5 separate regions of the Homo sapiens genome follow, and all the other regions are linked to region 1. Evidence: chromatin loops called from intact Hi-C (ENCODE). Cell type or tissue: IMR-90. All regions are shown on one strand.

Region 1 (5,000 bases):
AAGTTCTGTCTAGTAGTGAACTTTGTTGCCATTTCATCATGAGCAACCACATAGGAATTTGTGAGATTTTCTCTCATTGTTTGCTGGGCATGAGCCGCACAGACACTGACTCTGCCATTAATGTCTTTCAGTGTGGGAATTTTGCTGTCCTCGTGGATCTTCATATCTTGCCACAAGGTTCAAACAAAGATACAAGCTGGTTTTCTGAACAGAAGAAAGAGGTACAACAAAACTTTCTACTATTTAATTGCAAGTAGCTGCTGCTGCTATAAGAAATATCAGCTCTTTCCAGCTTTCATTTCTGTTAGTGGGAAAAAAATGTTGCGTATTTAATCCTTGAAAAACAATTGTATTCCCAATGACAGACACATATGCACCCACTTTTTTTTTCCTTCAGAAACTGACACATTCATAAACTTCATATGATACTGTATTATTTAAACCAGACATTTTATACCTCTTTGTTTTGGGGGAAGGATTTCTATATATTCAAAAAGAGGAGAAGAAGAAGAAGAAGTTAAAGTGACTATTTCAGTAATCAGGGATTTTAACCTGACTGGTTGTGAAGGATGGCCTGAGCACCTGAAGCAGGTGTGGCAGTTAACACAAGGCTGAACCTTCACACCCATCTTAAAGCCTCAGCTTTTATTTTCTATCATCCTTGTATTATCATGAGCCTTTGACAAGTCAGGAAATACTTGACGGTGTTCCTTCTCACAATGGTCAGTCAGGAAAGCCAGTAGCCGGGGGCTTAGCAGAGCATGATGCTGGACTTCACTGAGCCTCAGCCTCCTCATCTGAAAGTGAAGAGGTTTGCCTAGATGCCAAATTCACTCCTGGTTCTAAGTTTCAACAATCCCACCCAAGTGCTGCTTGTGGTGGAGGCTTACAAGCTGCACTGAGCTCTCACCATTGCTTTGCCTCCTTCTCTGATCCCTGCTCACCAGAGAGCAGGAGTAACCAGCTTGTGGCTTTTACACACCTTTAAAAATATCATTATCCGTGATGTCCATTTACCACAGTTGCTTTTTAGACTGAGAAATAAAAATCAGATTTGTTAAAATATAGTATATGGCGAAGAAACTATTGACAGTGGTGAAAAAACAAAAAGCCACCCTTTTCTGTGATAATTGCTTTTAATTAGCTTTTGGAGCTCACTAGAAAAAAGATCCCCACCCCCCAAAAAAGATTTTATAGGATAATACATTTTCATTCAAAGGATAATATTATCAAGACTTTGCTGTCATTATTTTGCAAAGAATACCTGGTGACCTAAAGCTGAGAAAAGGAAGGCACAAGGTTCTGTATGGTGGGATTTATCATTCAGGTAAATAACTGTGGACTCTTCTCTTCAGGACTTTTAAATATTTAGCAAGTCAATCAACATCTCCTACTGCCACTTACCTTCATATAATTCCACTCCTAGCTTACTAACGCATGTTGCTGTGATTCAAAACTGTTCACTCGTTTCCCCAAAGTGACCAATAGTCACCCAAGGGGACCTCACCCCAAAATCTTCTGACTTGACTTAAATTAACAATGTTATGGAATCCACCATTCCAGGCCTGTTCTCCATTCCCTTTCGGCTTTGCCACCTTAGACCTTTATCGGCCTTAGACCTTTCTTGTTAATATTGAGTCCGTTTTGCCCAAGATTCAGTTAATTTGGAATGCTTTAGAATAAAGCCCTGGGTGTGTGAATCACCTCATAGCCAAAGCGTGAGGCTAGGTTTTTGTTTTTTTAGGAGCCACATGCAGCTGCGTGGATGCTCATAGTACCTACTTGAGGGCAGCAGGGCATGACTTAGCAAAGCTGTGCAGTGCATGACAGGACCTGCAGAGCAGTGCTGCACTGGCAGCTGCAAGGGGCAGGTCGCTGTAGCAGGCTGAGCTTGCCTCTCAAAACCAAATGGTCGGTTTGCTGCTGCTTCTTTAATTTGCCCTTTTAAAATGTATATTGGCCAGGTGCAGTGACACACACCTGTAATCCCAGCACTTTGGGAGCCCAAGGCAGGCGGATTGCCTGAGTCTAGGAGTTCAAGACCAGCCTGGGCAACATGGTGAACCCCCATCTCTATAAAAAGTATAAAAATTAGCCAGATGTGGTGGCTTGTGTCTGGAATCCCAGCTACTCTGGAGGCTGAGGTGGGGGGATCACTTGAGCCCAGGAGGTTAAGGCTGCAGTGAGAGTTGTGATCATGCCACTGAACTCCACCATGGGTGGCAGAGTGAGACCCTGTCTCAAAAAAAAAAAAAAAAAAAAACAATTCGCTGATGTTAAAATTCCTCTGGGATCATTTGTGTGTGCGTAAGAAAGGAGAAAAGCTAGTTGAAGAAAGGCTATGACTTTAGCTTAGGTTCAGTGTCCCCAGGCTTTCATCTTCTTTATCCTTAGATCCTCTCATGATTGGGATTTTATGAGCAACCAATTTGATTCCATTTTAACAGTCATTTTATACAGTGAAAGCCTAAGAATATCCAGTTCCTTTTTAGAAAAAAGAACTAATTACATGTATTAACATATGTTTATTTTGAGTGCAGCACGAGTAGTCTTTGTACCCAAACAGTTGAAGTCAAACTGTTCCATGTGTCAACTCGAGGAAGCGAGCACAGCCCGTTAGCCTAGAGATGCCCTCTGCATCTCTGTCTTGAGCACTGATTTTAACTTGTTCTTCTTATCTGCCCCTCAAAGGTAGCTGAGAAGTTTTCTTTTCTTGCATTGTTGTGGTTCTGAAGAGAAAGCTTCATGACGTGTGGTGTGGTCGGTTACTGGTGTCTATCACACTGCACTTGGTCTACCTTGCATTCGTCAAACTGACTCACAGAAGGAAAGCCCCACAGCTAGAGGGAGAAAGTTTGTGTGTATGAGCCTTTGCTTTATTTTTGTCATGCTATTTTTAGTTTTAGCCTTATAGGGCATTTATAGCCAAATTTTAGCAATCCTTGTTTCCATGTATGTCTTTCACATATTTTCTAGCCCAGTCATAGTTGAACTCTGCATGTGAAGCAAAATTCTTTAATTGTTTTTTAAAAAAAAAAAAACCTATGAGGCGGCAAGGCTGCCTTTTTGTTGTGTGAACAATGCCGAAACACTCAACTGTAAAGGGATATCTCTGTATTCCATGAGGCACTGCATCTTTAGGCTGCAACATGAAAAGCAGGAGAGAGGAAACCAGTGTTTGTACTTTATCTAGAAACTCACACTCATGAGTTAAATCAAGGGTTTTCTATATTGTTTGAGGAGTACAAGTGTTTTTAATAAAGGAAAAGTTTTGCTATCATTGCTCTTTAGAACAGCTAAAAATTTTGTTGTTTTAATTTGTGAAGATTCTAAGAGATCAACCTGAGATGACATTGCAAGAAACCAGCAAAACAGGTTTGAGGTGACCTGGGCAACTCTGAGTTTTCTGCAGTCTTTGGGAATTAAACAGGAATCATCAGTTCTTATACATCAGTTCTTAATCTAAATTAAGAAATTTAGATTTGTGTATGATTTTACTCTCTTTTTCTACATTAGGTCACAATTTCCTGTTAGTGCAGGAAACAACTGCAAAGAGTATCTTCCCATTGTGTTGGGCTTAAATTTTTGTTTACCTTTATTATAAATAACACCAAAACAATAAAACAATTGACCTATCCTGAAACTTACTAGTGATAAGGAATACTGAAATTGAATTAAAACCATGTGTTTCTGTCGCCTAATAAATGTTAATCTACTTTAGAGAAATTATATTATTTTCACTGTTAGTACATGAGTGTAGTACGTTTTTACAAAAACAAAGGCATATACAGTATCATCAACAAGAGCGTAGAAGAAAATAGGATTAGTGATTTCCAGTTCTCTGCTTAACTCACTGCTCAACAGTTTCCTTCTTGAGTAGATTTGTAAACCCAAGACCAGAAACTAATGAATGATGGTGTTTAGATTTTTAAAAATTTTTAGACCAAGTTTGAAAAATGGGATAGTTTATATAAAAATTACTGTTTCTGACTCCTTTTGAACAAAGATCTAGCAACACTGTGCCTATAAACATGAAACAGTCCCCTAAAACCATGGGGGGCTGCTTGCTGTTGACTGGGCTGTGGTGTGGGTTCCCCATGCCGTTGCACCAGCAGTGGATGAATATGCCCTTACTCCTGGCCCCATCCCTGTCTACAGTCCCCTGGCCACACTGGGTGTTTCCCTGGGGCCCTTGATGCCAGCCAGTGTTGGCTCTTCTTGACTTATTTCTTCTATTTGTCACAGTACAACTGATTGATACTTATATGAAAGCATTCTTTACCATACTTATTACCTCCTTGCCCTGATGTTTACACTGAAATATTTTTATCTTTCTTTTAGAAATATGAAACTGAGGCAGAAAGAAATGAAATGACTTTCCCAGATCACACAGTGAGCCAACATCATGGTTTCGAGCAAACTTCAGTAGCAAATTTAAATTTGCGGTGTTATTCATGAGCACATATGACATTCCTTTCAACATTCACAGCTAAATTAAAAAGCAAAATGAAATGAAATGTTCATTGTTAACTTTTTAATATATATGTTAATTTTTTTGCATTAAATTTGAAGGTTATATCTAATTTTTTATTTGCTTTAGGAAGTCTGTTTACTGTTAAAAGAAACCATTGATTCAAGAGTTCAGGAGTACTTGGAAGTTCGCAAACAGCACAGGCCATCAAATGCAGAATTCACAAGATCCAATCCCTTGTCCTTAAAAGGTAGGCACAGAGCACTTTGATTTTGGACAAAAAATAAATAGAATTTCTGCTCCGTAGAGATGGCAATTATGTTTGACTCTGACTGTCATGTTAGTATAGTGATACATTTTAAAAATATGTCCTAATGAAGATACTTTGTTTGGGTAAAGAAAATTAACTGAAGAGCCCTCAGGACTTTTAATGGTAGGCAAAATGTATAAAAATAGCAAATAAAACATTCCTAAGGAAACTGTAAATTGTTTAAAGGATTGTTTTTTATTTTTAAGGTTTTTTTATTTT
Region 2 (5,000 bases), 96 kb after region 1:
TGCCTGCACACCGTTACCTCCCCACACCCCCCTCCAACCGAATCCCACACCACAGCCACTAGTGCAAGCATATTTCAAAAACCAAAAGCAAGCGTGTGATAGAACCCTGCTGTGTCTAGGAAAGAAAGGAAGTCATCTTTCTCGCTGAGCTGTCTCTAACCACATTCCAAGACATCTCAGAGCTGGGGTCATTTCATCTCCCGCTGCCTCCTATACGAATCAGCATCACCCAAAAAACTTTAGAGACTTGAAAGTTACAAAGGCTTATAGAATGGTTGGGATAAGGCCTATCTTTGGAAGCTATTTTCACTTTTTTTTCCTTAAACAAGTCCTTAAGTATATTTTTTAAAAGCTGAGTACAGAAAAATTAGACAAAGGGCTCTCATTCATCTTGGACCACTTACCAATTTCACAGTTGGGTCCTGAATACCCCTCAGGGCAGGAACACTGATATTTGTCAGGGCCTGTGTTGCTACAAGTTCCCCCGTTGAGACACGGCTGATGAGTCCCACAGTAATTGAGATCTGCCAAAAAGATCCTGGAGTCACTAAGAGACGCCTGTGAAGATGGCGAACCCACCATGTTTCTAGCCCCAGTCGTCTTTTAAAAAGAAAAACCAGAAAACCCACACAGCATTCAAGGAGAATTCAGAATAAAAGCCCCTGCCAATAAAATTAGAAACCAAATTAGTGCCATCCCACCCCCAGATCCCACCCTGGGTCTCATCCCTAAGGGCCATACCTTTGTCACAGAGCTGGCCGCCCCAGTTGGTCTCACAGAGGCACTGCCAGGGCTCATTACAGATGCCGTGGACGCATCCCGGGTGTGGGATGCACTTATCACAGTACAGGCCTTGCCAGCCGTACTGGCACCTGGAGACACACAGCACACCTCCAGGTTAGCCTTTTGAACGTTAAGAGACACCTGTACAATTCAAATGGAAGACTGCAAAGTCCAGGCTTTTTCTGTTTTGTTTCTGGGGACAGGAAGGTAGACTCCCAAGGCTCATCAGGGGCTCCGTATAAACAAACATTTTCACAGTTGAGCTGAGGTCCCCTCCCAGCCGACTCCTGACAAAAGGAGGGCTGTTTGGGAAGAGGCCAGCATGGGGATGCCCTTCACAAAGCCACTCTCTTCTCAGGCTCACACGAGTGAGCCAAAGGTGAAGGCATGGAATAAATCAACCCGTGCACCTAGTTGCGACAGACTATAGAGGAAAGGACTCTCTCGGTGACAAGAGAGCTATGCCAAAGTCTCTGCAGACGCTGCACTTGCCACTCTGCTCTTTGTCTGCACAGAAAGTCATGACCCCAGTGCACAGAAATGCAACAAGCCACCAAGTGCAGCAGGAAACTGCCTCACGATGACGCTTTATTTAAAAAAACAAGGAGAGAAAGGGGCACCCTCCCTTGGCCAAAGCCAGAGTAGGCTCTCTAAACCCACTTCTATAGGGAAGGAGAAGGAAATGACAACACTTGGAACCAACTCCATAATTTGTGTCCCATTACTGTGTGCTAATTTATAGTGATTTCTTGCTTTGCCAAGAAAAGAAAAAAAAAAGAAAGCAGTCTGCTTAATTTATCTAGTATTGGCGGAGTTGAGGTTCTTTTATATAAGCACCTTGATTAATCATACTCTTTTGGGGCCAAATAGTGCCTCTGATCCCCAAGCAAAAACAAAAACAAATACAACAACTTTCATCTGGGGTGGGAGAGGGGGCAGCGTCTCAAACCACTCTCCCTTGAATTTTCAAGCCCTCTGAAACTTTAATTGCCTTCTCAAGAGCCAAGCTTTAACAAGGGTGGGGGAAGGCAGGGAGAAACATCAACTAGCCTCCCGGTGGAGCGTGGAGGGTGGAGGGTGGAGGGTGGGGTGCGGGTGGGATGGGCAACATGTTTCCAGAACGGGACCTGGGAAAAGCCACGATCAGCGCCAACCCCCTAAGCTGCTCAGCTGTAACTCTGGAAAACAACCCCCGCCCCCTCTAGCTCCCCAGAAGGAAAGGCTTTCGGTTTCCCAAGAGCGGGAGGCAGGCTAGCAAATCCTTGTCATGGGAAAATTATAGGGATCTAGCTAATAGCTAATCACCCACGGCTGAGAGTCAACTTAACCCCTGAGAATACTGACTAACCACTTCCTAACTTCTGAAACCAAGCTATGCACACCCACATGCAAAGAAATCACTAGAATGTGTGGTTTAAAGTTAGACACTGGATTCTGGTTTATGTAAAATGGAATGTCAACGTGACAAGTGACTAAAGGAGTAAGATAAGAACAAAATTACAATCTAAATAATTTCTCAAAAGCGGACACCCACGTTAGTGGGAGGTAAGGGTGTAGCCATTCTGTCAAGGCTGATATTCTTAGCCTGAAAGATAGTAAGAGGGAACTGATTACGAAATGGCAATATTCTCACCGTCTTCCCTTATTCTCTTCCAAATTCAGGATCACTAGCCCTCTTCAAGTTGCCTCATAAAGGCAAGGAGAGGCAGCTGAGGACCCAACCTCACCTAATTAAAGAGACCTCAATCCCCAAGCATAAAAAAGCAACCACAAGAGGCCATGGATGACTTCAAAAGAAAACAAATAAAAATACTGACCCTAAAAGAGGCACCAACCAAGTTATCCCAGTTTAATAATATATGATTAAGATTCTCATGAGAAATTGAAGTGACTTTCCTCAGATGATGATTCATAATTAAGTTTGATATTATTGGCAGGCTTGCAATAAGCAAGCATGTATACCCAGGGAAAGGGACTCAGTCTACTTGGGAACAACAAAAACCAGTAAATTTTCTCATGTGGGGGTGAAAAAAAAAATAACCTGTGTAATACATAATCCAAAAGACAACTTGCAGGTAACTTGCCATTCAACTATTTCTGCAGCAGGACACAACCTGAACTTCCTCAGCGTGAAGGTTCTGTTTTGACTTTCTTTCAAGGTAGGGAGGGAAAACTGGGCTGGGAGACTATGCAAATGATGTGTGGGAAAGTCGCACCTTAAGTAAATAAGGCCATCAGTGCGTGTCTGGGCAGGGAGAGGGAGGTGGGACTTCGAAAGAGAAAGGGCTAAATTCTGGAAACAAAGCCTGTTGTTCTGGCTGGGAGGGCCCTCCCCTGTATAGCTGTATGTGTGTTCTGATGACAGCAGCACAAATCACAGTCGGCCTCCGCTGATATCCATCTGAGCAGGCAGCAGGCTTGGAATCACTAATAGCACTGCCATTGGGACTTTCTCCAGAACACCCTTAATTAGGAAGAGTTAAGGTAGGTGGATTCCTGCTCCGCATTGGACAGCAATGCTGTTAAATACTACAGTCCATCGCCACCAATGGGAGACAGCAGGAGAAGCCCCTCAGCCTTCCAGGAAATAAACTATCTTTCTGAAGTGTAGGAAGAGACAATTCGGGACAACCAGTTCTTAATTTAGTTCCATGTTCCCCCTTGCATGGGAGGGGAACAGACGGAGCGGTGGAATCATAAAGGTAAAGGCCACAGATAGTTCTCTTTAAAGGAGTAGCCTCAAAATTTACTAAGCAGCAAAGTCATGTGGCCAGCTTGTCAAATGCAGACTCCTGGGCCAAACCAAGGACTAGGATTCTATGGATGTGGGACGGAGCCCACGAACCTGCATTTTAACAGCTCCCTTGTTAATTCTGGAAGTTACACTTTGAGTACTGAGGTCTGGGGGCAGTGATTGCTGATGGTTCCATCAGCAGCATCGCTTGGGAGCTTGTTAGAAATGCAGAAACCTGGGCTCAGCCCAGACCTATAGAATCAGGACCTGCGTTTTAATAAGAGCCCCAAATAACATTAGTTTGGGACATACTGGTTTAGACTATGTTTCATAAGATTCCCTTTACTCATGTCAGAGTAGCTTTGGGGGCAAAAGTGACAGGCTCAAAGGATCCATTTAGCGTTACTCCTTAAAATTTGGGAGGAGGGAGAGCAAAGCATTAAGACTGCCAAAAACACCACAGACACCAACAATATTTCCCAAAATAAGCCTTTTCCAAACGGGCGTAATATAAATTTCAAGAAGTTCCAAAACCCGCCATCGTGAAGTGGTCAGGGCAGGCCTCCCTTTGGCTTCCGCATTGTTCCTGGACCATAAAGGAACAGACTTCAAAGGACTGCAGCAAAAGTCTACATTCATCAGGCTCAACTGACAAGATTCCAGGGCAGCCATTAACCTCTCAGCACCAACCCAGCTCCCGCCTGCAAAGGGGCCAGGAGATTGGACTAATCCCATTCTAAAGAATGCTGGACTTTCGCCTATTGATGGGAAAAGTCGGGGAGGGGGCTGGGAGAAGAAAGCCTTGGTGGAAGAGGAGAGAGACGCAAAGAAACAAGCCCACATCCCTCCATCTAGCCCATCAGCACTATAAGGGAAGATTATAAAAATGTGTTATCAATTTACAGAACAGTTAATACATGAAGTCACTGGCTATGCCCAAAGAGTTTCTTTTTATTCCAAGAGAGAAGTGGTGTGTGCATTCCACCAGACAGCTGGTATAATTTAATAAGCTTCGGATGTGTCTATCTGAATTTTTTTTTTAAAAAAGCTTTCTTGTTCTCCAAGGAAAAAAGAGGCATAGTCACAATAAAGTCAGTTCCTCTCTTACATAAAGGAAAATTAAAAGAAATCTCACAAAAGACCAGTTGATTTACCTGCAGTCACCTGGGAGTTTGCAAGACCCATGCTTAGGACTGCAGCCTTGTCGGCAAATAGCTGTAAAAAACAGAGAAGGGCGTGTCAGCACACTGCCTGTTCCTTGCATCGCCCCGGTCATGAGAATGGCCCATTGCATTAAAGTCTGCAAATTCCACGATTTTAACAGGTCTCATATCAAGTCCCTTGTAAGGAGAGGAAGATGGGAGGGGCCCAAATAACAAAACCAGCTTTAAACTTCAAGGCCTTGTTAGCAGATTCTGAAAACATGATATTGTTTGGGGACAAAATGCAGACAAGTTGACGAGGGAAGGGGGACCTTCGTCCA
Region 3 (5,000 bases), 350 kb after region 1:
GGAAGGGACATGTACCATGTTTATATATAAGTGGCATCCACTAACTTCTCAAGTTTTCACCTCGAATTGACACAAGGAAATGAAGGGAGATGTGTCTATTCTAAACAGTTTTTCCTTTTGGTTCTTTTGAAAATAAGGCATGATAACTTTGACACTAAGGCTCAACCTACTTTTGCTTTCACAGCATTTAGAAGTGTTATTCACTAAGATCTGTCTTTACCATTCTCAGGAATTGGGTTTGCTCCAGGGCTGTTTCAGTGGCCACATTGTATCCATAAGCTTTATCCTTCCTTATTGGTTATGTGGCAGGGCTGTCATTCTGATTGACTGGAGCCCATGCTGCAATGATTGTTAAATATTGTGAATATCCCCACGACTGTATCTAAGAAACACCCCACAACCTTAACAAATTTTGTTTTCTTCTTCTGGGAAGTACTGTGGCTTTGTGGAACCTGAGGTAGCATTTGTTTCTGAAAGTGTTTGACAAATGTGTGTTGAATGAACATTTGAGAGTGAATGAATAGGTAAATGAATGATTTGGTGTAATGTCTTAGTTTCCTGGTGACAGTTTAAAAAAAAAAAAAGAAATGTCTTGATTAAGTGCAGACAATAATCTATCTTGGAAAGCTGCTAGAAGAGATATTTCAGGGATAGAATTGCAGATGTAAACTATAACAAAACTGCCTGTTTGCTTTATTTCTCTTTCTTCAGCCTGTTTATCTTTTCAGTCTCAACTAGCTCTTGAAATAAATAATACTGGGGTTTGCCATCTGGGGTGGAAAGCTGAATTTTATTAATTTGTTCTAAAACTAGCTGTTTTGAGCTTTGGGGATTACATGCAGGGAGTGTATCTCCTTGTCTTTAAAATTAAGATTTGGTGTACAGGTCAATGGTAGCTTTGCCAGTGGAATCCCAAAGTGCATTAGGAATATAGGTGGGGATTAAAGCAGCATAACTGAGATCCTATGCTCAGGACCACCATGGCCCCCACCCACACCCCTGCCATCACACCCAGCACCCCCTTGCTTTTTGAGTGTTAAAAATGATTTTTTCGCCCTCTCTGCTGTATTTTTCCACACTAGAGGGCTCTGGGTAATTTTAGCCAGTTTGTCCAGTTTGTGCTGTGTCCTCCGCTATCCACTTGGAATCTAAAAGATCACAGGAAGAGGACAGAGAATGACTAGCAAAGCCCTCGTGAAGCAACTGAGTTTTCATCAGGACATAGCAGATGCTGTGTGCAAAAAAGATCCCATTTGGAATGCCTGGATGATAGATACACTTTTTGATTTTCATGCAGAAACCTCTAAGGCATTAATTGGGAAGGGGTACAAAGGTAGAGTGACCATATCAACTGTATGTACTAGTTTGTCTGGGACATTCAGCTCTACATCTTTTGTCCTGTTATCTATCCAGGTTAGCATTTGTCCAAGATATTTCCCCTTAAGTGAAAAATTATTATCAGTATTTGTGTTAAAATAACCTGGGATAGACTTGGAAGACCTCTGCATTGTGCTTTCACTTCTTCCATGACCTTGCCTAAAAGTGAGTGAGACGCACATGAAATAAACAGAGTTTTCATTTCAACAAGTGGTCAAATCTGAAAAGAAACAGAGATGATCCATTTTTCTCTTCCTAACTCTTTCCAGATGCATCAAAATCAACATATCCCTTTCAAGGGAAGCATGCATTGTGTAGTCAGGCAGAAGTAGCTACTGTTGGGTAACTTTTTCTGGATATAGTGGTGGGAGAAGAGCTCAAGGCTCTGTCCCTATTGGACATTCAGTTTCCAACCAGTTATGCCATGGTTCTCCTGAGGCTGACTGTATGATGCTCGCAAGGCATGCTTCAAAGAGATTAGTTAAGGTGGCTCCATTAATGGGTTGAATGGTTTTTTTTCTCACCTAGTTCATGGAATTTAAGTAAAGGTTTTAGAAGTTCACTCTGACAAAGAAAAACTATATTTTTGTAAATGAGCTTCTTGCTCAAAATCAGTTGGGAATATTTAAATCAAAGTATTCAATGGACTAAGTGTCAAGAAGTCAGCAGTTGAAACTCTTAGGGACCTGCAATTGTTGACAACAAAGCTTGCAGGCAGGAAGATATTCAAATTTATTTCTACACAATATACATATTAAACAGTGAAAGCTCAAATGGCGTGTACAATTTCCATTTGAAAGTCTATAATTATGCTATGGAAAAACTCACCTTGTGGTAAGAAACTATTGATAGACCTCCTGTTTTTAACAGAATAAAGTTGCATTGCATATACTGAAATAAAATAAAATTGAGAAGGTCTGTGATTCTGTTACATTTATGTTTAGCGAAACATTCAAAAGTATCATAAAGTTTTTTTTGATAAGTTTTGCTTGTAAAATATTTGCCTAATACAAGCACTCTGAGGACAGGCAAAAAGTCAGTACATATACAGTACATATTTTAGGGCTGAAACAACATTTTTATATTTTAGTAAAGAATAATAGCATTGCTATGGATTGAGTTGTGTGTTCCCCAGATTTATATTTTGAAGCTCTACCCCACAGTGTCACTGTATTTAGAGATAGAACTTTTCGGAGGTAATAAAAGTTAAATGAGGTCATAAGAGTGGAGCTCTGACCCAAAGGAAGGGAGCTTTCTCTTCCTCTCTCCCTTTGGACACAGCAAGAAGTGGCTGTCTATAAACCAGAAAGAGAGCCTTCATGAGAAACTGAATCCACTAGCACCTTGATCTTGGACTTCTCAGTCTCTAGAATTATAAGAAATAATACCCAATCTGTGGTGTTTTGTTATATAAGCTTGAACTGACTTGTACAATATTCATTTAGCAAAACTTACTGTGAGCTTGGTAGGTATCACAGCCAATGTCAAGGGATATTTTTTCTTTAAAACAATAGAGAAATTCACATACTTTAATCATGCGATTTTGAAAAGATCTCAGGTATTTTATAAAAATAAGAAAAATAATAAGATAATATTGAAGACATATTACCAGGTTGGTAGGTATCACAGCCAATGTCAAGGGATATTTTTTCTTTAAAACAATAGAGAAATTCACATACTTTAATCATGTGATTTTGAAAAGATCTCAGGCATTTTATAAAAATAAGAAAAATAATAATATTGAAGACATATTAAAATACCAGTAATATGGTATGAGTCCCATGTGGCTAAAAAAACCCCAATTAATATATATAAATATATACCAAGAAAAACTGTTTTGCTTACGTTATTTTTAATGTTCATATAATAAACATTGTATTTAAAATAATTTTAATATATATGGATATATTCTATGTTGATTAAAAAATATTATTTTTCAAAAATAGTTTTGACTAGAACTATTTTATAGTTCCACCAACAAATTAAAATCAATAATTAATTTTTAAAATTTCAAAATATCATTTAGATTTATTACCACTCTTAACCACTTTGTTTCTCTCTTAAAATTGTTCTAGGTTGGACCATATATTATGGGAGCACCTTTTGCAAGGATGAAATACTCCGTCTGGGTAAGGCATTTTCATTGAAGCTTGTAGCTGTTTGTTTAGTTATTTAAATCAGGTTGATGGATGTAAAGTGAGCTCCTTCTACTCACCTGAAGCAGAAACAGTGCTAGGTGATACTCAAATCTCTGGGCACCCAAGAAGACTCCAAATCTCAGCATCTCTTGAAATAGGTGGCAATGTGTAACAGCATTCTAGCCAATGTAACATATTTTACGTCCAGGACTGGCCCCTAAAACATTTTGCATGATCCTTCAACATTCTTTTTTCCTTTCCTACTAGATGGATGGGAATAATTCAGCTGGGGATTTGGAGGCCCTAAAGGGCAGTGTAGCCAATGGACAGGTGATCCCAGGTACCTGCATGAGTGGAGGCAGGCCCTTCCTGCAGACCTGCACTGAACTATAACGTGGGCAGTAAGTAACTATACTTTGTGTTAAGCCACTATGATGTGGGGCTGTTTGTTACAACTGCAAAGATTGCTGTCCTTGATTAATGCACCATGCAATGTTCTCCCAGGCTTAGTTTCTCTGCTTGATTGCTCTCTTCATGTTCAACTCTTATATGAGTTGGTGACACTTTGGTTGAAACATTTCCAAGGACTGAAGAATATGTTTATTATCAAACCAACTGATTATGAAAATAATCTGTATTTTTAAGGTATGTGAAGGAGTAGGTATACATTTGTGCTTTGGGCCAATTTTATATCTTTAAAATAAAAATACATTAAATAAGCAGGTAATATTAATAATTAATAATACCATATAATGATCTGTAAAGCATATATTGATATGTAAAACACTGTGCTAAGTACACATATATAAGCACAACTCTTATAGCAATGCTTTGAGGTAAATGCTTTATTAACTCCATTTTACAGATGAGGACACTGAGGCTTAAAGAGCTTAAATAACTTACTAAAAGTTACATATGTGGAAATAGTGGAATGGAGCTTGGAGTCAAAGCATACTAGGCTCTAAAACTTGGGCTCTCAATCACTTTATTAACCATAATAGAGACATTAATTCTCAGTCCTTAGACCTCTTAAGTCTCACCATGATTCATGATGATAATTATCAGTGATGATTGACATTTCTGTATACTCACTCACTACTGCTCTGTGCTCTGTGCTGTATGTGAGATAGCTTATTAAAAGTCTTCACAATCATCATATGAGACAGGCATATTACTGTCTGTTATATGTATACCTAGTGTATCTAGTAGTTACAGTAAGCACTCCATAAATATAAATCAATCTTCAGCTTACAGAAGAGAAAGCTGCAATTTAGAGACTAAATTACTGACTATAGCACCTGTGGGAATGTTCTTTTAAAAAAAGTGACTTGGGTGTCATGAGTCTTTCCATTTCAGTTTTTACAGATTGCATCCCTTCTCTTCTAAAGAAAAAAAATTAAAAAGGGGGAAAGTAGTGTGACTTCTCTAGGTTAAAGCGACCCCTAAGTTAAAGAGGAATGAAGAAATTTACATTTCATAAGCTGA
Region 4 (5,000 bases), 77 kb after region 1:
TAGGACATGTCACGTTTGCGCTCTTCCTTTCTGCTTTATGCCTTGAATTCTTTAAAAATTCTTCTAAAGTAACATCACTGCAAAGCCAGAGAGAGCCCCTGAGGGTATCTGATTGTTCATGTCCTGAACTTGGAGGGTTTATGTTTCTGTCTTGGGGATGGGGTTTTTCCAAGTCACTCAGTGTGGGTGCCTGGGCGCAGAGGAAACTTCTACATAGAATGTACTTCTGGCCTACCCTGACACGACAAACAGGTTGTGGAGGAGTAGCCTTTTGGGGATGTCAGGTGGAGGAAGCAGAGCTGCCCACAGGCAGTTCCAGGAACTCTCAGGTGTGTCTGAACTGGCCCAACCGCACACTGGACGTGGCGAACTTCATCACATTCAAGCGATCTGGATTTTAGTCCTGTTAAATGCTCAGGTGTTTTTGTGGTGATAACCTGGAAGGAAGCTGCCAGGGGGAGTGGGAGTGGTTAGAGAACGTGGGATGAGGCCTAATGATAATTGCAATCACCTGACACTGGCGAGGACCCTGGCACCTGCATCTCAGCCCCGGTGAGCAGCAGTGTGGTTCTGAAAACACCTGTAAAATGTGCATGTGTGCATATGCGTGCACACACACAGGCAGCAATAAGACCTAGTGAGGCTGTTGATTTCCTTTCTGAACCTCTTTTCCTGCAACTCATTTTAATTCTATGAAGCAAAAACTAAAAGGGAAATCAGAAACTTCCCAAGAACAAAGGAACAGCCTACAAAGGAGCAGGGCTTAATCTTCCTTTGATGCAGAAAACACCTATTGCTCCTGGGTTTATACAGATGTCACTTTCTAGGCAGAACCAGTTCAGATTGGCGACACTGTCGTAGCAGTCGCTTCCTGTGACCTCCCTTGAGACTTTGCATCCATTTTTGTGAAGTGCTGATCTCCCAAGGTTTTACCTTTTAAAATCACACTAAGGGCAGGATGCCGGCATAAACCTCGCAAATTCCCAGAAGAGGCAGAAAACACAGCAGCCCAAGAAGCAGGAGCCCAGAGTTCTAGTTCTGGCTATTGCTAACTCTGTATAACTTCAGACAAGTCCTTGAACCTCTCTGGGCCTCAGTTTCCTCTTCTGGGAAAGTAGTGGGGGTTGGATCCTTTGATGGATAAGGTCCTTGATTGCATTAACATCCTGTGATAAAGGTGTTTCACATGTAACATCTATGATAAAGGTATTTCAACTGCACATATCTCAGCAAGGGTGAACTAAAACAGCTTTTCACTCTTCAGGTGCAGAACAGAGGGGGCGAACCTGTTTGGTTGACTGAGTAGTGATTAGGAAGCCAGCTGCAAACTTGTATTTCCCCCGAGGATCACCGATGAGCACCACCAGCCCTGCCAAGAGAGCTTCTCTTTAAAACAAAGCTGTTACTTTCATGTTGCTGGCATCTGCGTTTGCTTTCTGGATAACTCAACCCTTGGGTGCCCTGGTGTGGATATTTGCAGTGCGGGTGGGTTGGAAAAGGCAGCAGGCAGACCTCAATTCAAGGTTCTTACTGGATTTAAGAGCCTTTATTCTCCAGGTTAATTTTCCTGACTTGCGTATCACAGGTTAATACTGGACCCAGGCATAATGATACATAATTTGAGACTTGTAAAAGCTGTCTTGGACTTGAAAGAAACACACTCTAAGCCAGGAAGGTTGTGCCCAGCATGCAAGAGCAAGTAATACAGGTAGAATATATGTCCAAAGCAAGAGAGCCGCACCCTTTTGACATGATCTCAGAGGCTGCCGGGCAGGGTTTAGGCTCCTCGGCTGCCAGGCAGCGATACCACGGCGGCCCTACAAGCATCACTCCCCCCAACCTGCTCTTAGTTTTATTTTAACAGCCATTGGAAGGCAATGGTTCGCAAACGGAAATTCGTTATTTTTAATAGACCCCGAAATACCTCGTGGATTTGAAGTGATGCAACAAGATTGCCCTAATGGTTTCTAAACTTTGTTTTTAAGACTTCTGGGGCCAGAACTGTAGAGAACTGCCTCAGGGCACCCTTCTAGCTCAGATAACCAAGCTGTTTGTTGGCATTGCTGGAGACTGACATACCCTGAGCTGGGATGTTTAGCTGCTTGTGGGGTGGAAAAAAAATGTTAAGAAAAATAATTGTTGTTTTTGCAAACTATCTATTTAAAAACAGAACCTCAGGAAGCAGATTTCTGTTCCAATGCTTGGATGAATCAGAGCTTACAAAGTATAAATACACATTAGCAGGAGGAGGCTTCCCATAACCCATGTGCTTGTTGTATGTCTTCCCAGACCAGGAACCTCTGAACTCCTGTTTCTCATTCCCAGTAGAGGCAAGAAAGAGACCCACAGTCGAAACGGAAATGGTGGAGCATTGCTCAGCCCAAGTTTCAAAGCCCGAAAGGCCTGTAGAACTTTTTTTTTCCTTTAAAGGCAACTGGTTTTTTGCTGCACCTTTGCTCACTTTGGAGCAGACAGGTGTAAGCCATTTGGAAAGGTGGGAAACCCACGCTCTGGCCCATTTTGCTCCTTGCTACCTAAGAAATATTACAGAATAAGTTCATTTTGACTCACTGACCCCTCAGATCAGCTAATAGGCATGAAGCACTTAGACCACATCTTGCTCAAGGGGCGGTGTAATCATTTTACTTAAAAATGATGTCAGGTGGCAATTTAGCAACAAACTGGCTTCCAGGCTATTTAATTCAGTTTAACAAGGAAGAAAAACATTATAATTAGTTAAGAGCTGGTACTGTAGCACTTTAGCAGAGTTGCTCCCAATTTTTAGAGTGCATGAGTCGGGGAGGAAGAGCGAGCTTGTCAAAAATTCAAATTCCCAGGCTCCACTTCTGGTGCATCTGGTCTAATAGGGTCATGGACCAGTCCTGGAAATCTGCATCTTCAAACTGTAAACCCTCTCGCAAATCACCACTGAGTCTCCTTTGGCTTTTAGTCAATTAAGATACATCCTCCCCCTCCACTTTCTATTCAAATTCTACATCATGGAAGTATAGAATCTCAGGACAGAGCTTCCCATCCTAAAAAAACACCAGCTTTAAGTGTTCTTTCCTGGAGTTTCATGGGATATTCTAATGCTAGAGTTCTAGTTAGCCAAGTTTCTGGACTGAAAATTTTTTCTTCCAGGGCCCCTTTAAAGAGAGCCCAGGGCGTTCCTGGGGAATGAATGGTAAAGGCACTGAGTCCCTTCCTCTCAACTTTCCTAACCCCAGGATAACCAGAGCACCATTGCCTGCTTCCTTCTTCCTGAAGGAAGGGGAAAATCCACCCTTCACAATTAAAGTCCTGGCACTGAGCCACATCCAGAGGAGGCTGATCTATGCCCTCCCAATACCAGGGGTGTCCCAGACAGAAGGTGAGTTAAGACAACACCCATGAATCCCAAGATCCCTTCCCTCCTGGAATAAAGAATTGCAGAGACTCATTCAACTTTTTTTTTTTTTTTTCTTGGCACAAAAGCATCTGGCAGCTACCCAAGGAATTCTGGGGTCCTGCAGAATCCAAGTTTACAAACCACCAGAACAAGGTTTTGCTTCAGGATAGTGTTTGACTCCACTGCTGCGAAATGACTGTCTCCTGGCTAGTAGGATCTAGATTTCTCCCTCCCTTTGACCCCACCTTGTGGAAACCCAGCTGTCTACTGGCAGACATTGGTGAGAAAGCGGAGCTACGCTAGGGCAGGGAGATGTCATGGAAACCTCAACTCTTCGCTGTCCGGGTCCTTCAGGCCACCTCCCCAATGAGCCAAAACAGTGTTGGCCCTCTTAGGGTTGTCACAATCCCAAATCCCTCGATGGCCTCTGCTCATGCACAAGGATCCCAGGACACTTAAAGCTCATCTTTCATTCTTAAGATGTTCCTTAGCACAACTCCAAGCCTAGAAGAAAAAATGTTTCCCCGAGAACAAAGAAAAACATCCCCATCAGCTTTTCCTCCATTCAAAGTCTGCTGTGCCAGTTGTATGAAAACCGGACGTGGGTGGACAGGCCTGAATGTTGAAGTGCTGGGGGATGGCTCTGAGAAGGGTGAGCTTTGGCTTTCCTAGCCAGAAGCAGAGTCCTGGTGACTCTGCACGGCTGCTGGAAGCTGTCCATGTGCTTGTTACCACAGCTTATTCCTTCCGCAGAGGTGCCAGAGGCAAAGCTTCTCCCACACCCCACCACGCGATGCGGGGGCAGGGCCTCCACCAGCCACAAGTGAGAGAACCAGAGTTCTCCTGCCCGTGACAGGTGGGGACAGCCCAACTCTGGAACCTCACAGAAGACCAGAACACCAGCACTCCAAGGCTGCATGGTGAGGCCAGAACACTCATTCCCTGGGAACAAGGTGATGAGTGATGAGCCCGAACACCAGAAGCTTGCAACTACCACCTCCTGTGCCGTGAGGAAACCACCCCATGGGTAAATGTGCACAAGAGTCATTTCAGACCACACCCTTACAACAGGACATTAATATGAATCTAAGTAGCCAGGGAAAAAAAAGAGGCAGACATTAAATCTCCCTGCTCGTTTCCCAACACCAATTCCAAACCCTTTAAAACCCTTTCAGTGCTGTGGCCAGTTCCCCTGATTGCTCACAAACAATTCACCTCGACACTACAGGCCATTAATCCAGTGGTGTTTATTCAAGCAGTATTCACACTTGCTGTTGAATAACAAGGGAATCAAGGCTCCCCTAGATGGGGCTCCCGCAGTTCCAGCTTCACAGCAGCCCCAGGTCTTTGAGAACTCCAGATGAGTTTTGTGGTTGAAAAGCCTTTCAGTTCTTCCTCCATCCCTCTGTCAGGCAGAGCCTATTATACCCCGATTACCAGAACAGACTCAGCAGGGTGGCAGAAGCACATGGCAAAGCCGGTAGAACTACGTAAGCTCAGAAGAGGCCACACTGTTCCATGTTTTCATACAAAAAAATTTAATAAATATTACTTTTCAAAATTTATTGCCAAGAACAACACATCAAAGATGCATTTGTATGTTCATATAACA
Region 5 (5,000 bases), 88 kb before region 1:
ATTAGTAAAAGTTTTCACACCAGCAGTCACCCAATGAGTTTTATCTCAGGCTTAGAGCTTTTAGATACCTTCTCACTCTGTAAGGCATCTGCTCTGAGTGTTGATGACTTTGAAACAAAGTTCTTGGACTTGAAATTAATTTTTTTTTTCTAAGAGTTCTCTCTGCCTTTCTGGCCAGACACCCAGTTTTCTAGGCTTCATTTTCCCAGTCCTTTCCTCATGTGATAATAGATAAACTAGTCTGTTCTTTTTTTGGATGACTAAAAATGTGTAAATACAGCTCTGGCTTCTTATCCTCCTTTTTAGTCTCAACTTTCCACCTGCCTCCAAGAAGTTTCTGCCTACATTGATCCCTAAAACTTCAAACAAAGAACTGAGTTTATCATGGCTTTCATCTAAGCTGATTTTTGCTTTGAAAGTCTCTGATGCTGCCTCCACACACCCTGGGCTTGCCAAATGATGTCTCGTCCTTCATTCTTTAGTCACTTACTAAACGCATTCCTGCTCTGCAGAGCATCTTGAATTTACTCCTCTTAGAAATTCAAGCCTTTATTGTCCTTGTTTTTATGTCCATGTTAATCTCTGAGGACCTCTGTGCCTCTCTTCTCTTACCATTCCAGTTCATCTAGACAAGTGCCAGGGTAATGTTTTCTTAACATCATATTCATCATGTTACTTCCTTGCTTAGGTGATCAGGGTAATTCCTTTTGTTTAAATGGATCTAATCTGAACTCTCCAGCTAGACGTAAGGCATTCTGATAATTACTCTCCCCTTCCTTTTTAACTTGGACCCATGTTTGTTTTCATCTTGGAACTGGGGAACGTGGCCCACTTATTCCTGTGAAACTAATGCATTTGCATTTCCTGCAGTCATCTGGCTTTTCTGTGGTTTTCCCTCTGTTTGCTATCTCTCACCTTTTCTTCCTTGGTCCACACCCTTCAGCTTTTTCCAAGCTTGACCAGTGAATGACTTGCTTTTTCTTTGTTACACATCTAAACCTTTCCCATATTGATTTCTCTCTTGCTATGTGTTTTTTTGACTGTTATGTGCAGTTTATGTTATGTTTTATATATATTTCCAATTTGTTTTCTTTCCTAAGAACATCATCTTGAGGTGATATACATCTGCTTTTATATACATTATGCCTAGCCACATTCCCTGGGAAGAAGGAGCTGTCCTATGCTTCTTTCATATCTGCACAGACCTTGAATAATCTAAAGCAGGGGTGTCCAATCTTTTGGCTTCCCTGGGCCACACTGGAAGAAGAATTGTCTTGGGCCACACATAAAATACACTTATACTAACAATAGCTTTAAAAAAAAATCGCAAAAAAAATCTCATAATGTTTTAAGAAAGTTTACACATTTGTGTTGGGCTGCATTCAAAGCCATCCTGGGCAGCGAGTTGGACAAGTGTGGTCTAAAGCATTTCTGAAGTGCCCAGTACCCCCCACTTTCCTTGTCCCAAAGATGACAAGTTTCTTCGTCTTGGCTCATAGAGAACAGGGAAGTCACTCCAGCTTTGGATTATTTCTTACTGGTCTTTTTTTCAGTTCCAGTCAGGGAATGTTGTAATCTTCAATTTGTGGTATATTTGTTTTTTTAAAAAAAAAATCATCTCAACCTATTTCTCCTTTTAGGAGTCCACAGTTCCACTTTGAAAATATTTTTAATAATTCTTTTGAAAATAATCTCTATTAATAATCAAGATGACAATCCATAGAATTTGCTTCTATATGCTTCAGAAAAGTAAAATGTTTCAGTATAATGGTTTTGATTGTCTAGACATTATATTTTATTTTAATAATTTCTTAGTGTTAGACCTTGATACTTTTAATTTTTTCCAACATATGTACAAAGCATGTGTTTTTATTACTTATTCTAGTGTAAAAATTAATTCTTACCAGAAAAGTAAACTCAGGATCTCTTACCAAATAGATGAACTCAGTAAGCACCTTGGATTCTCTCTGAGGGCTGTAGGGGGCATCATTGTTCCAATGTTTTATAAAGTATCTTCCCGCTGTGATCTAAAGAAGCACAGCAACTAAAGTGCTTTTACAGTCGTTGGCTCGTGCCCACGTTACTATGACATCCTAAATGCCTGTTTGTTTGCCTGGTGGTTGTATGTGCACACTTGCATCCCTAGCCTTTTATGAATGTGTATATTTAGATTGCTTCTGTCATAGAGTCCTCCTCACTAGGATGTACCACCACCAAACACCGAGGGAAGACAGTCCCAACGACGAAAACTATCCAAAGTGGCCCCAGGGAAAGCATTCTCAGAGTGACACAAGACTGCCTCTTCAGTACTTCCTTTCCAGATTCAGGAACCTGGAGATGATGGTCGGAGAGTAAGGATCCTCTTTGTCCTTTGAAAGCTTTGGGACCCCAGTTCCGCCCTGGTCCCAGCAGTAAGGGCTGGAGGGGGCCAGTCGAGTCTGGAAAGAAATCCTTGAAGTCATAGTTTTATTACCATTACTGCTCATCCGACTCACCTTTCCTTTTTGTTATTATTACTCTTAGTTTGGGGGATGCTTGGTTGAGAAAGTGAGGGATGGGGTAGCGATTGAGAGTGTCCTTGCAATTTACAGTCCCAGAGAATTCCATGGAAATGACATTCCATTGAAATGGCAAAAACGTACAGCAGCGTAGCCGTCATTAGCCAAATAATGTAACGATGCATAGTGTTTGCTAATTGTGCTTTGAGATACTTCTCTAGTAGTAGGCTCTTGGAATATCCATGATTAAGTAATACAGGAAGCTAGGCCTCTATATGTGTCACTTTGTCCCATGTGAGTGTCATGTGACAAAAACACTGATTTTCAGACTGTTGGAAATAATCAGGTTATTAATAGTTACCTTAAACACTCACATACACACATGCACACACTTGTGCTATATTTTGCGAGTTTAATATGAGGTGAAAAAAGAATGTCATGCTGTTTGTTCCACAGTGGAATAGCATTATATAGATTCTGGTAAGGTATGTACCAGGTCTAGCATCCGGATCCTTATTACCTGAAAAATTCACCATATGTTACTGATTAGTATTGAGATCATGTCTGGTTCTAAATTTTTGTGGTTCTCTAAATCTATTCATTTTACTCTAGGTTCTTTGATAGCACTTCTTGAAATTTAGATCATCAAGTCTTTGAGGAAAGGATTCTAGAAAATTAAAATATCAGACTTTTAATCAGGATTCCTGAATGCATGTTGTGGTTTCACTTTTGAAAACTGGATGACTTTGGGTGAATTTTATTACCCCTTTGAGCATCTTATTTCTTCAGCTATAAGGTAGGATTAACAGCAGTGTCTGTTTTACAGGGTTTCTTTTGGATATCAAATTAATATAAAAGACATAATGCTGTGAAAGTGGGAAAATAACATTTTATGCATGTCTTAGGCTGTCAGTAATTATTTTATTATCTTACAGTGACATGCTGTATGGTATTTGAGGGACTTGGCCTTGACTTATTTGTTCCTGGTCTCATAATTCTTGGGAGTGAGGAGTAGTCTAATTCTTTTCATATGTGAGGGCTCAATTAGCAAATCTTTATTTATCCTCATCATGCAAGGCCCTGGGTTAGGCACTATAGACACAGATGAGGCTGATGATTGCCCATCCCTAACCTCAGGTAGTTTGCAGTGAGAAATTAATGTGTCAAACTAATATCATTAAATAAAGGTTAGTGAAAAAGAGATACCAGAGCACCCAGCATAGCTGGGTTATGACCAGATGAGCCCAGTAATTTTTTTCAGACATGTTTCTGAATGGGATGTTGTGGAAAAGCCATAGGGCAGCCAGTCTGTTGGGTGCACTATTTGTTAATCAGTTTATACTTTGGGCTACAGTGGCAGGTGGTCAGGATTAGAAGTTAGGGTTGTTAGATTTTAGTCCTTGCTATTGATTCCTATCTAGGGGCAAGTCAGCTAGCCTCTTTTGTTTCCGTTATCTGTATCTGTGTGACAAAGAAGCCCCACTATTCTCATATTTCAATGGGTCAGAAAATCCAGCTGGGCAGTTTTTCTGCTTTATTTGTCTTTGGCTGGGGTCAATCACTCAGATGCATTTGGTTACTGACCAGGCTACAAAGCTCTAGAAGACTTCACTCACATGTTTAGTTCTTCTCAATGATACCCTCTCTCTTCACAAGGTGTCTCATCACTCAGTAATCTGGCTTGAGCTCCCTTACAACATGGCATCTAGCTTCCCCAGAGCACATGAAAGTGGAAGCTGCCAGCTTCCTAAGGGCTACCTCTGGAACTGGCACACTATTATTTCCACTGTATTCTATTGGGCAGCAAATCACAAGGTCAAGAGGAGAGGAAATAACTGCCTCTTGATGGAAGGAGCAGCGTACCTCCAGAGGAGGGAAGGGATTGTTGGTGGCCATCTTTGGAAATTGTTTAGTGTAGTTTTCTTATTTGTTTATTATAGTTTTCTTATCTATTAAATGAGATGTTGAATTAGGGAGTTTCTAAGGGCCTGTCAAACTCTACATTTCCGTAATACTATACTTTTTTTTTTTTTTGAGATGGAGTCTGGCTCTGTCGCCCAGGCTCGAGTGCAGTGGCACGATCTCGGCTTACTGCAACCTGTGCCTCCCAGGTTCACGCTATTCTCCTGCCTTAGCCTCCCGAGTAGCTGGGACTACAGTCGCCTGCCACCACGCCCGGCTAATTTTTTGTATTTTTAGTAGAGACAGAGTTTCACAGTGTTAGCCAGGATGGTCTTGATCTCCTGACCTCGTGATCTGCGTGCCTTGGACTCCCAAAGTGCTGGGATTACAGACGTGAACCACCATGCCCGGCCTGGTAATACTATACATTTTTATTTAAGGGATTTTTGTGTGCATGGTATAATGGAAATAATTTGGCCTTTGGAGGCAGAAAGGCCTGGGTTTGAACCAGGGCCTTAAGATTGACCAGCACCTTGGGAAGTGACTTGAGTCTTTCTGAGCTTTTGTACACATCTGTTAAATAATAGGGTTAATTAAATA

The links. Peaks named below come from ENCODE experiments on the same cell type or tissue, not always from the same donor. Only the 100,000 strongest peaks of a DNase experiment are listed, where the experiment ranks them.
Region 2: it touches region 1 in a loop (4-fold over the local background); 35 of 110 quality-filtered maps call a loop at or near these places.
Region 3: a loop joins it to region 1, with 5 times the contacts of the local background. A loop is called at or near these places in 4 of 110 quality-filtered maps.
Region 4: it touches region 1 in a loop (3-fold over the local background); 24 of 110 quality-filtered maps call a loop at or near these places.
Region 5: it touches region 1 in a loop (4-fold over the local background); 26 of 110 quality-filtered maps call a loop at or near these places.

Annotation. Positions count from the first base shown.
Region 1 is chr20:10,556,100-10,561,099 of GRCh38, forward strand. It overlaps SLX4IP (SLX4 interacting protein), which reads left to right. Exons shown (of 8, transcript NM_001009608.3): 3 at 132-221; 4 at 4,601-4,721. Among named protein-coding and RNA genes, the nearest start is that of MIR6870, 91 kb to the right of the region's middle. RefSeq lists an enhancer at 2,644-3,023. In IMR-90, a CTCF peak has its summit at 2,843; DNase peaks (open chromatin) are centred at 72 and 2,822; H3K4me3 peaks cover 203 bases; H3K27ac peaks cover 761 bases.
Region 2 is chr20:10,651,727-10,656,726 of GRCh38, forward strand. It overlaps JAG1 (jagged canonical Notch ligand 1), which reads right to left. Exons shown (of 26, transcript NM_000214.3): 5 at 4,672-4,732; 6 at 742-872; 7 at 405-524. Among named protein-coding and RNA genes, the nearest start is that of MIR6870, 4.5 kb to the left of the region's middle. In IMR-90, no CTCF peak of the experiment used is centred here; DNase peaks (open chromatin) are centred at 155 and 2,115; H3K4me3 peaks cover 711 bases; H3K27ac peaks cover 392 bases.
Region 3 is chr20:10,905,374-10,910,373 of GRCh38, forward strand. It overlaps LOC101929413 (a long non-coding RNA gene), which reads right to left and starts at 3,899. Exons shown (of 7, transcript NR_109866.1): 1 at 3,593-3,899. In IMR-90, no CTCF peak of the experiment used is centred here; no DNase peak of the experiment used is centred here; H3K27ac peaks cover 177 bases.
Region 4 is chr20:10,633,069-10,638,068 of GRCh38, forward strand. JAG1 (jagged canonical Notch ligand 1) reads right to left here. Exons shown (of 26, transcript NM_000214.3): 26 at 4,616-5,000. Among named protein-coding and RNA genes, the nearest start is that of MIR6870, 14 kb to the right of the region's middle. RefSeq lists enhancers at 3,662-4,458, 4,459-5,000. In IMR-90, no CTCF peak of the experiment used is centred here; DNase peaks (open chromatin) are centred at 2,253, 3,533 and 4,073; H3K27ac peaks cover 2,134 bases.
Region 5 is chr20:10,467,717-10,472,716 of GRCh38, forward strand. All of the region lies in intron 2 of SLX4IP (SLX4 interacting protein), which reads left to right. Among named protein-coding and RNA genes, the nearest start is that of SLX4IP, 35 kb to the left of the region's middle. In IMR-90, a CTCF peak has its summit at 1,979; a DNase peak (open chromatin) is centred at 2,015.